Linked DNA regions of Mus musculus: region 2 is linked to region 1. Evidence: chromatin contacts called from ENCODE Hi-C or POLR2A ChIA-PET data. All regions are on one chromosome and are shown on one strand. Each heading gives the region's core, a stretch centred on a gene start or an enhancer-like site at or near the end of the contact. The rest is flanking DNA. Distances are from core to core; before and after follow the strand shown. Region 1 holds the start of Mcm3 (minichromosome maintenance complex component 3). Region 2 overlaps Paqr8 (progestin and adipoQ receptor family member VIII).

Region 1 (5,509 bases), core at 2,954-5,453:
GTGTGTGTGTGTATGGGCTTTCTATATCGCAACTTTTCTAAACTTTATTTTGTATGGTGCACAAATATGTATAGGTGCACACACTCATGCAAACGGAGACCAGAGCTTGACATCAAATTTCCTCTTCATTTCGGCTGGGCTGGCCATCCAGCCAGTAAACTTTTGGGATCACTCTCTCCCAAGACACTGTCCAAGGACAGGCAGGGTTAGAATGCACGTGTAGCATGCCTGGCCCTTTACGTGGGTGCTGGAGATTCAAACCCAGGCCCTCACACCTCCAGAACAAGTATTCTTATCCACTAAGCCAACTCCCTAACCTCTAACTATAATCTTAACAACAACAACAACAAAAAAAGGTAGGATTTCTATAATAAACTTTATCTTGAACCATTCTTTTTTTTTTCTGAATTAATCTTTACATATCTTTAATCTCGCATATCTACTTTTAGAATAAAGACTCCAGATACTATATAGTCGCCTGAATTTAAACACTCACCCTTGATACTGCCCCCAAGATGCCCAACCGATTCATGTCCTCACCTTTGTGGGATAAACAGAACTGGATGGGAAAGCCACTAGGGTGGTGAGGTCAGAGTAGCGTCGCTCTATGGTCTTCTTAGTAGCAGGACAGTAGTGAACACTGCGAACGACTTTGGGGCGAACCAGAGAGCCTAGGGATGCAAAGGTGCACAGAGTCACCAACGGCACAGTAACAGACAACGGGGGCCTAAACTTATGCAAGCTCTATAATAAATACTATATTCTCCCAGTTAGGTTAACCTGTCTTCCTACCACTTGTCATTTGTCCTTTTTTACATCTATACATAGGTACCCTGCATCCATGTGTAATTTTAAGAACCACTGATGTCAATGAAGGGACAGTTCAGGGTTGCAGTGAGGAGGGAAGAACTGGACTCGTCCCGCTTTGGGAACTCGCAATTCTGCTTTCCACTGCTGGTCCCTCCCAGTCCGGAGTGCCGTGGACCCTGAGTTGCTTCACATTTTACTATTTAATTTCAATGTTTCCTTGAACAAGTTCCCCAGACTCATACCAGCTCCCCTGGGTTCCAGACCTCCTAAATCTACCCTACCATTTCCTTAGGGCCCTAGCACCACCATCTTCCATCCACTCACATTTAGTAACAATGCCTTCCACACAGACCACACAGCTGAGGAAGCAGGAAGTGAGAGTCCGGGGAGAGACGTGCTTTGAGCCAAAGCTGCCTTCCAATCCTATGTAGAACTCCTCATACTGCTTGGCGTAGGTGGCGTCAATGGAGGCCACGAAATCCTTCAAGGCCCGCTGGAAGGCAACCAGCTCCTCAAACGCATTGTTCAGGAGGCTGCGTGGGGTTGAGACAAAGAACAGTTAGACAGAGCTCAGGAAGCTGACCCTAGAAACAGGAAGGAACAACCTCGGGTCAGAGAAAGGAAATCCATGTCTACTTTGTGCTACCACTGTGTAAGACTGAAGTTATTCTCAATTCATCAAACATGTAAAAAAGGATGCTCAACACAACACTGGAAGATGGGAGTACCTGAGACCACCTCTTCTCTGGGAGACGACAACGACAGCCTGTATGTAGGTGAAGCCCATGCACTCTAGGTCTTCCCAATCTAAACAGGATGCCTTCCTCTCTCCCTCCAAAGCAGCGGGCCCCCGGGAAACCCTGTCACGGCTCACCGGTTAGCCCTCTTTTCATTCTTCCTGCGCAGGTCATTCACGCTGACAATCAGCCGATACTGATTGTCACTGATCAGTTCCCGAACCTTGTTCTGGTAAATGCCTTGGTCCTCCTGCGAAGCGCCAATAAGACATATTGAACAAGTGATTTGACATATTAAATTAGGACACAAGTCAAATGTGTTTCAGACCAGAAGCAACCCTGGAAACAAAACCTCTGGGCCCAGATGAACGCAAAGTCTGTTTTTCAGTCTCCCCCTTTCACCCGCTGGCCTCAGACCTCACCTACAATCTATTAAGAGACTCTAAGAATCATAAAGTCAATGTCACCTAAGAAACTGAGGGTCCCCTTTCTACAGGGTCTTGGTTTTATTCATAGCAAGCTTGGATCTCTAAAGCTGCCTAGGAGATACAAAGAGGAAAAATTGAATTCAGGTAGAGCATGGAGCTAAACTACAATTCCAGCACTCAGGCATCGGAGGCAGGAGGATCACCTCTGAGTCCAAAGCTAGGCTACAGAGTAAGATTCCTTCAAGAGCAACAGCCAAAAGAACAAGCAAGCAGATGGGTACACAGTGACAAGCTGTAAACACTGGTAGAAAGGGGTATCGTCGAGTGAGAGTAAGCCTGTCCTGAATCTAAGGGATTCCAGTAATATTAGAAGGTCAGAAGGCAGGCAAGCTCAGCAGTGGGGTCTACAACTGCATCAAGAACTTGGGGGTACTTAAGGACATATTACATAAAGGCTGGGTGGTCAGTTCTGTGTTCTTGCCCTCTGGTGTAACGTACTTCTGTCTTTCAGCGGAAAAATGTTCTTTCCTACATTATAAAACAGGTGTATGCCTTTCTGGACAAGGAGAACACACCTGCTGTCTCTATCAATAGAGCATTAAGGACCACTGAGCATTCAATTTATAAAGGGGTTACTGATCGTGGGGGTGGGGGAGGGTTCTATTTATACCATGGGAGGTCAGCATAAAGGTATTCAAAAGTCCTAAGCAGGGACTTGGGAGCTACTTAAAGCCTACACCAGCAAAGATGACACTAGCCACTATGTCACTTACACATGAGGATGCCAGCATGTTGATATATGTCTCAACGGTGCCCAGGAAGTAGACAGCTGCAGACAACCCTTTCCTCCTGTCCAGCATGCCCTATCACATACTATCATGATCATTAACAGTTCTCCTATATGCTTACATTTTAATTGGGAATTAGAATGGCCTAAGTCTTAAAGACTTAGTAAAAACAAACAAAAAAACTTGCAATATGAAAATTTAACTTTAAAATCTGGATGTTAGCACACCTGACTGTAGACATATTTCAAAATCATGATGTATATTTGAAATGTAATTTAAATACTCTTAAAATTCAAATTTAAATTGCTTTTCATTGATCAACAAACTTCCAGGGCTCATCAACATCCTATAGCTTTAAATTTTGGATTACACTTAAACCCATTTTACCTGCATACAAAACACTTGATTCACTAAAAAGAGAGCTGTCATAAATTGTTAGTCTCGCTCCTACCCTCACCAGCATCAGGCCAGTCATTAAATCTGAGGGCTCTGAGCCAGTTACATTAGCTTTTCCAAAGAAGAGCCTGTTTACACCTGACCAGTCTCCTTGCAAGTTGTGTGGGGTTTGGGGGGAACACATGAATTTAGAGACAAACTAAATTACTTTGGAGAAAACCCTAGTAACTCATGAAGATATACAGGAGCAAGAAAATGACAAGAGGAGATAATGAGAAAATGAAAATGATCAAAATACATTATGTGCTTATGAAGTTTCATAATGTAACCCGTATGTATAGTTAACATATCCTAATGTAAGAGGTTTCAAGAAAAATAGGCTGCTCAGAGGAAGACGGCAAGCACAAGGCCTGGGTACCATGTCAAGTAGGCTATGGGGATCAGTAGCAGTAATTATAAGAGGGAGTGATAAGAAAGAAATATGACCAAAATACATTATGTGTTTATGAAATTTCATAACGAAACTAATACATGAAAAGAATGTAACTTTTAAAATCTGGAGGTACATCTTTAGGAGAGAAAAAAAGATAACAGGAAGTTGCAGAGAAAAGAAGTTATCAGCGGCCCTGGTCCTCCGCGGGGTCCCCAGCACCGTGCCCGGTCACCCGCGGGAACCCCCTCAGCCGTGCCCGGTCACCCGCGGGACCCCAGCACCGTGCCCAGTCACCCGCGGGGACCACATCAGCCGTGCCCGGTCACCCGCGGGAACCCCATCAGCCGTGCCCGGTCACCCGCGGGAACCCCCTCAGCCGTGCCCGGTCACCCGCGGGACCCCAGCACCGGGCTCGCGGCCCGAGCCTCACCTCGTCATCCAGGAAGTCCAAGTAGTCTCTCTGCGCTTCCCGCAGCTCCACATCATCCAGCACTACTGTGCCCGCCATGTCGCAGCTCCGAAATCGCCGGCCACCAAACAGTCCGGAAACGCGTGACACCGCCTTGGCGCCAAAACTTCCCAAGTTTTCCCGCCACGGAAGTTTATGGTGGAGGAAGCATGGAGCAGAGACGCGTTATGATTGGCTAACCACTTCAATAGCCTTTCATTCCGTGCCTGGATTGGAGAGAAATGGTCACTTTCTCCGCCCTAATAGGAAGTCTGACCAATGGTACAGAGAGGACGCTCAAAACCCACCCCCTGGAAATTGAGCAACAGGAAGGCTAGGAAGCACTGCATTCTGGGAGTTGTGGTCCTTCCCACCTCACCCCCTGTTTTTCTTTTCTTTTTTTTTTTTCTTTGCCTGTAGGAAGTTTTGTCAAATCGGAAGTTAGGATTTACTGAGGGGGGAGGTCTAAGTTTGCACCCCATATGCACAGGTACAAATGAAGGCCAAAGGTTGATATCCGGTGTCTTCCTCAATCTTTCTCCACCTTGTATTTTTGAAAGACGAACAGGATACCCACTGACCCATCTCTTTAGCCTCCATATTATTGATTCTAACACACTTTGTCTTCTAGCCTTCATTTCCTCCTATACAAAATGAGGAATCTGAATTCAAAATTCTCCAGTAAGCCATCACTAGTATTCCAAGAGCAAGTTAGAAATGGTGTAAAGACAAATTTTATTCACGGAATCATGCTATTGCCTTTAACACAGCCTTGATTTGCTGTATCTTGATCTGTAACCTTGAAGACACAGAGATATATAATTCGTATTTCTCCCCACTTTCACAAGGTCATGAGATAGATAAGCAGAAAATCAGATTGTTAAAAAAAAAAAAAGCATAGTTAGTATATCTAAGGGTTCCACTGCTGTTCACATGCTTGCTTTGCTTGCTATCTGTTGGCTTTCTGCCTTAGGCACTAATGGGCCAAGGCTGATTTACAAGGTGAAATAATTGCTAAGAGGCTGCCTGGAAAGCAGCATGCAGAAACAGTCAAAATCAAGGCATTGCAAAGTATACAAAGTACTTCCTTTTTTTCTGTCTCCAGCCCAAAGAAAACACTTGGAGTGGGCGACCCTGAAGTGGAGAACAGATGAGTTATGGGTACCGGATGCCGCTTCCAAGATGATGCCCACCATGTTATCCTGTTGAAAGAGGGGACTGATAGCTCTCAAGGCATTCCTCAACTCATGAGTAACAGCTCGTGAGTAACATTGTCTGTGTTTGCCAAGTGATTGCTGGGGCTATAAGACCACCCTGGGTCCTCATGGCAACTTATTGTGGATGGCCAAGGCAAAACAACAATTTCTACTTCTGAAACTCCTCGATGGTGGACATCCTGCAGCAAAGACTTTAGTGGACATTGCCGGATCCGAAGACACTGACACTAGTGATGGCACCACCGTGGTGAT
Region 2 (5,484 bases), core at 2,942-5,441, 120 kb after region 1:
ACTAAGGAGAGCCATCTTCACCCATGAGCAATGAGCAGAATTCTGGTTGTAGCTTCCAAAGAGTAGTCCTGAAACTAGACAGATATTTAAACTGGACTGCCAAGTATAACCTTGCCCTAACAGAACAGCCACCCTCCGCGCTGCTGGGCTTGGTGTCTGTGTAAACTGACCAACGAACTCTGTCTTATCAGGATTTCAGATTGCTTTGGGTGGAAAAAAACAGAATCTTCAAGAAGTTTCCTTGAAACTCTTAGACAAAATGGACTATTCAATTTATCATTCCTGGTCTCGACCACTGGTTCTTCTCTCAGGATAACCAACTAAGCTGGCCAATTTGCCTGAAGTACTACTGTTCTCATCCCTAGTCTGCATGGTAACAAAGAATCCCGAAGCTATTACCCTTCCAGGAAATGCTTGGAGCCATATGAACATTCAGGAAGCTGATTCCCGCGTAATACAGAGGTATCGACAGATTTAACAGTGCCAAGAGCTGCCAAGAGACCCAGCCAGCAAGCACGGCTACCCTTGCCTGCCTGCTGCCCATGGGACCCTTGTAGTTTATATCTGAGGACAGCAGTATTAACTGCCAGCCACTTAGGGTTGTCTTGCAGGTCAGGAGATTGGTTGTCTGAAGGTTTGAAGAGACTCCTTTACAAGCATGGTTCTAAAGTTCTCCGAGAAAGCAGACTATGTCAAGCGGATCCTAAGATCCAAGGTTCAAGCTGCTGTTAGATGCTGCCCCGTGAAGGACCAACGCAGCTACCCCAGTTCAGAGTCCTCATGAGGCAGTTCCACCTCCGACTTGAGAAGAAACCTTAAAATGGGTCCTAGGAGGGGTGAATGTGTGCTCACCGTCGTTGGCCCCTGAAGGTCCCTTGAGTAAGAACGAGGCACCTGATGGCCGAAGGCACTGTCCGTGATATGGCTGCCAGCCCCTGATGTGAGGGGAGTGGTGCTTGCAGCTGAGATGTTCTGGCCACACAGCTCTCCCCGAGGACTGTCTTCTGCATGAACCCAGTGGAGGAGGCTGTGTTTGAGGAAGGGCTGAGGTGCCCTCTACTCGCAGGCTGCACTTCCTATCATTATAAGGTCCCTGTGTACTAAAAAAGGAAGCTAAAGTTTCCAACTCCAGTTAATGAACCTCCTCTTGCTAGTCTTAAAACCTTTGTTTTCTATATATATATTTTTTGTGCGAGTGACTTGTGAATTTTGTGCCTTATACATGGGAATGTCTAAACTCTTTTATTTTAATATATGCACACATGGAATTTTTCTGTTTTGTGTTCTTGGGACAAGAAAAAAAAAGGAACCCCCAAAAGCTAGAGTGACCTGTCAATCAACTATTAATCTGTATGTGAGAGGGGTCAGCAGCAGTATCCCTGCTGCTTTTAAATCAAGAGAGCATGTGTCTCCTGCACTGTTTTATTAGATGGGGTTCTTGTTCATTCATGGTCAAGAAGATGAACGCCTATGCTAGCCAAATGACCCAAGGTTCTGATTGTCTAGGTCAAGTTCATGCCAAGGAATGTTAGCAAAACTGAACGGGTTTGGACTGAGCAAAGACTTCTTAGGGTGTGTATGTGTAAACGCTCCAAGTAGAGGGTCTGTTTAAAATGGGAACCAGAAAGTGTTAGAAGTTCTGCTGTTGTGGATTCAAAGACTGTATTCTTTTAAAAGTTGGTGGGAAACGTGAGAGAGGAAAGGGATGAGGAAGGCGGTCTTCTGGTGGTATCTGTGAACAAAGATTTTTTTTTTTCCTTTTTCCTGAGATCAGATCTCACTGTATAACCCAGGCTGTCCTGGAAATCCTTATGTAGACCATGCAAACCTTGACCTCTAGAACTCTATAGAAATCAAGCTGTCTCTGCCTCCCACATGGCAGGGCTAAAGGTGTGGCATTCTGAGTCTTGTGGACAGGGATCTGTGGTATTCAATGGTCCTGCAGCCTAGGGTCGAGCTGAACTCTGTTCCTCACAAGTCTGTGACACCCGTGACACCCGTGACACCCGTGACGCCCGTGAGAAACGTGAGATACTGGCGTTCAGTTCCTAGTTTAATTATACAACTATTGCTAACTATGGACTTGGGAACTGATGAAAAAGAAAAAGAAAGTGATTTCTATGGAGTTGGGACTTGAACCTAAGACCTGCAACATGTTAACAAAGAGTTCTCCCATTGATGTGCACCCCAGGCCAAGCAACCGTGTATTTATAATAGATATTTGGGGAGGGCACTGAGGTGGGGGGAAAACACCAGTATCTAATTGGAATAATGCAAATGCCTTTACAAATGCATACACAAATGGGTGATTTTTAACTCTTCAGAGTCCTCAAACAGTGTCATTAAAATGGGCCTATCAGGATGGTAAAGACTAGGCTAGTTTAAAAGTAACAACCAAAAATTGTAAAGAGGAGTATGCATGCCTCTTGATTTTACAATGGAGTTTGTCACCCTGCAAAATCAGCATAATGTTTAAAAAGGTATAAGGGAGATAGTTTATCTTGCTCTCCAAAACTAGAAATTTTGGTTGTTGCCTCTCTTAGTTAAGACTTTCAACCCATTAATATGTAAACGCCTCTGATAAGATTAAACCATCAGTCATCTATACTTTCTCATGAATAAGATTCTTGTGGGTTGATATAAGGCCCCACTTAGTTCAAGAAGAGGATACACTGGACATGGGGGGCTTGTTTCTCATTTCAGAATCCTGACTTTTGTTTGACGGTGAAGGCTGTTTTTGTTGTTTCTTGTTCAAGGTGTTTGTTTTGTTCGAGATGGACCTCACTGTGTATCCCAGGCTGGCCTGGAACTCCAGATGGATTCTCCTGTCGCAGTCGGCCAAGGAGCTGGGATTCCAGGCTGCACCAACACCATATCCAATTCTAATAAAACTAATTTTAAAGTTCTTAAAGATGTCAGGGTTACAATTTCAGCTCTTAAGTCTCTCAATAACAATAGTGTAAGCCATAGACTGGAAGCTTGAAATAGAATTCAGAGCCCTGACAGGAGGGTAGTTTAGCCCTGTTTCGGTCGCCCTCCATTTGTTTGGTTACTATTCTGTAGTTCCACCTGCATCCTCCAGAGGGTGATGTTGTCACTCTCAGTACACTCAGAGCTTGTTGCCAAGGCTTCATGGCTAGATCTGTGTTTTGCTTGGTTAAAGAAAAAGTGTGGGATTTTTTTTCTGTCTCTATAAACCTACTTACGTGAATAATCATTAATCAGATTTTGCACATGGATTTTTGTCCTGTTGGTAATGGACCCAGAGCTCATTCTAAAGCTGGGTTTTATTTAGCCTGCCAACTGCCAACTGAAAGAGGTTGAACACTACACCTATCTAAAACTAGGAAGATATAAAAACTTTGAAAAATAAGTCTACTGCAGAATAAACTACCCTTCGAAGAAATGTGGAGTTGATTTCTCTGCAGATTTCAGTATAATTGCGTAGATATTCCTAGCTACATCACAATCTTATTAAAGATCTTGGATTTTGAATTGATTTTGGCCTACATTATTTTGAGATATAAAAATTATGAATTACATTGTTGTGTTCTTCAGAATCAGCCTGAGTGGATCACAAAGTCAGATCCACAGAGTTTTTTTGAAAATAGTGTTTGATTCTTCCGTGAAAGTTGTCTGATAATCTTGCCTAACCCCAAATCCCCGTCATGTGTCACTGGGATTGTCCCTTGCCCAAGCAATTGGCTTCCTCCGACAGATAGGAGCTAAGAGTAGAAGGGTGGAGCTTTACAAAGGTTCCCTGCCTTTCAAGGAGCTGTGCAGAAAGATCGGTGGAAAGGTGGGTCTTTTGTTTGTCTTGATTTTGTTTTTTAAAAGCAATATCTGATTATTGAAAAAAATGTAGAAAAGTGAGAGGAAAAGATAATCCATAGACCTATTTAATAACAAATGTTTTGAGGGAAAAGAAAAAGGTTTTATCAAACCATTTTGAATAGTAAAATGTATGTTAATGCCATCCAAAAGTCCCTGGAGGCAGGGGAAGGAACTAAAGGTTTTTAAGCAACTGACTGCTTTCATTTTATAAAGTACGAAATCAGCAGTCTTCATTCAGTTCAGCTTACAGGAATGCCAAGAGCTCCATTGCACCCCCTCCCGACGTTACGCCATGTACATAACCTGATGACGCCAGGTTAGCAGACAAAGTAGGTGGCGCACTGGCTCTCCTGTTGAGAGAACTGTATGACATGCCTCCTCAGACTCAGATGCCCAGCAAGGACTGTGCTAGAGAGCCTTTAGCTGGAGCCCAGCCCGCCCAGCCCGCCCAGCCCGCCCAGCGAGCCCAGCGAGCCCAGCACGCCCAGCCTGAAAACTGCGTACGTGAATCCACTGATAGTCATCTCGCAAACAGCTAGGACTGCCGAGTACCAGGCTTTGCTCTAAGCCCCTGGAACCCAGTAGCAAAGAAAGCACACAGTACCCTTAGTTGTAGACAAACAGAAAACCGAGTAGATGAAGTGTATTCATTGTGTTATCGGTGCCAGGAGAAAAAGTCAGGAAGAAGTGTGAGCGGGAGAGCTAGGGTGAGTTTGGCTTGGCTTGGTTTAGTTTGGTTTATTCTATGAGTGTGGTGTTTTGCCTTTAAGTATGCCTGTGCTTCCAATTTGTATAGGGCCCATGAAAGATAGAAAAGGGCACTGGATCTTCTGAAACTGGAGTTACTGGTGGTTGTGAGCCACCATGTGGGTGCTGAGAATTGACCCCAGGTCCTCTGCAAGAGCCACCATCAGCTCTTAAGAGCTAAGCCATCACGCCAGCCCTATGGTTTTGATACAGAGTCTCATGTTCCACAGATTGGCTTTAGACTTGCTATGTAGCTGAACTTCTGGTCCTGCTGCCTACAACTCCAGAGTGCTGTGATCATAGCAAGGTCTTATGCAGCGATTCTGGTCAAATCCGGGGCTTTCTGATTGCTGGGCAAGTGCTTTATCAATTGGGTTACATCCCCAGGTCCATCAACTGTGAAAGGGAAGTGAGGACTCTGGCTGTGTTTTGTCCAAAGTGTGCCAGCTTAGAAAGGAGAATGGTGAGGACAGAGGTTGGTAGTTAGGATGGAGCACACAAGCCCTTATGGGGACTTTACTGAAACCAGGAAATGTGGGGGTGGGTGTTCTGGTCGCTCTTAATTTTTTAAATTATCAATTATCTATTTCCTTCCATTTACACAAAACCAGGTTATTGTTAGGTTCTTCCATTCATGGGCCTGGCCCAGCAAGCTCTTGCCTTCCTGTGGGCACACATTTGGGGGTGGCAGATTGTTTCCAGAGTATTTTTAAACAGCTCAGGATGCTGGGTTCTGCTTCCTAGAAAGACTTCAAATATTTCCTTCTCGTTCTGTTAGCATTTGAATTGCACTCTGGGTAATTTTCTGGGCAGACATGAAAAGACACCTCGCCAGCAGAGTCTATAAATAACTGTACCAGCTTTTATGACACTTGACTAATCCTGAGTTTTTCTCTCAATTTC

Evidence for each region. A loop is a pair of places that touch in the nucleus more often than their neighbours do. ChIA-PET counts read pairs that join two places held with the same protein, here RNA polymerase II (POLR2A).
Region 2: a loop to region 1 is called in a map of regulatory T cell, with 2.1 times the contacts of the local background. The contact joins the enhancer-like site here to the promoter of Mcm3 in region 1. A Hi-C loop is called at or near these places in 1 of 37 maps with a recorded cell type or tissue (regulatory T cell). POLR2A ChIA-PET finds 5 or more read pairs at or near these places in 1 of 5 experiments (embryonic stem cell).

The regions. Positions count from the first base shown.
Region 1 is chr1:20,816,109-20,821,617 of GRCm38, forward strand. It overlaps Mcm3 (minichromosome maintenance complex component 3), which reads right to left and starts at 4,204. Exons shown (of 17, transcript NM_008563.3): 1 at 4,023-4,204; 2 at 1,685-1,797; 3 at 1,135-1,343; 4 at 541-671. The coding sequence starts at 4,100. It also overlaps the pseudogene Gm20587.
Region 2 is chr1:20,936,152-20,941,635 of GRCm38, forward strand. It overlaps Paqr8 (progestin and adipoQ receptor family member VIII), which reads left to right. Exons shown (of 3, transcript NM_028829.4): 3 at 1-3,499. All of the region lies in intron 1 of Gm51618 (a long non-coding RNA gene), which reads right to left. Among named protein-coding and RNA genes, the nearest start is that of Efhc1, 13 kb to the right of the region's middle. Within about 2 kb of position 4,192, at least 1 of the 3 ENCODE cell types and tissues checked has a DNase peak (open chromatin) inside an H3K27ac peak, as active enhancers do.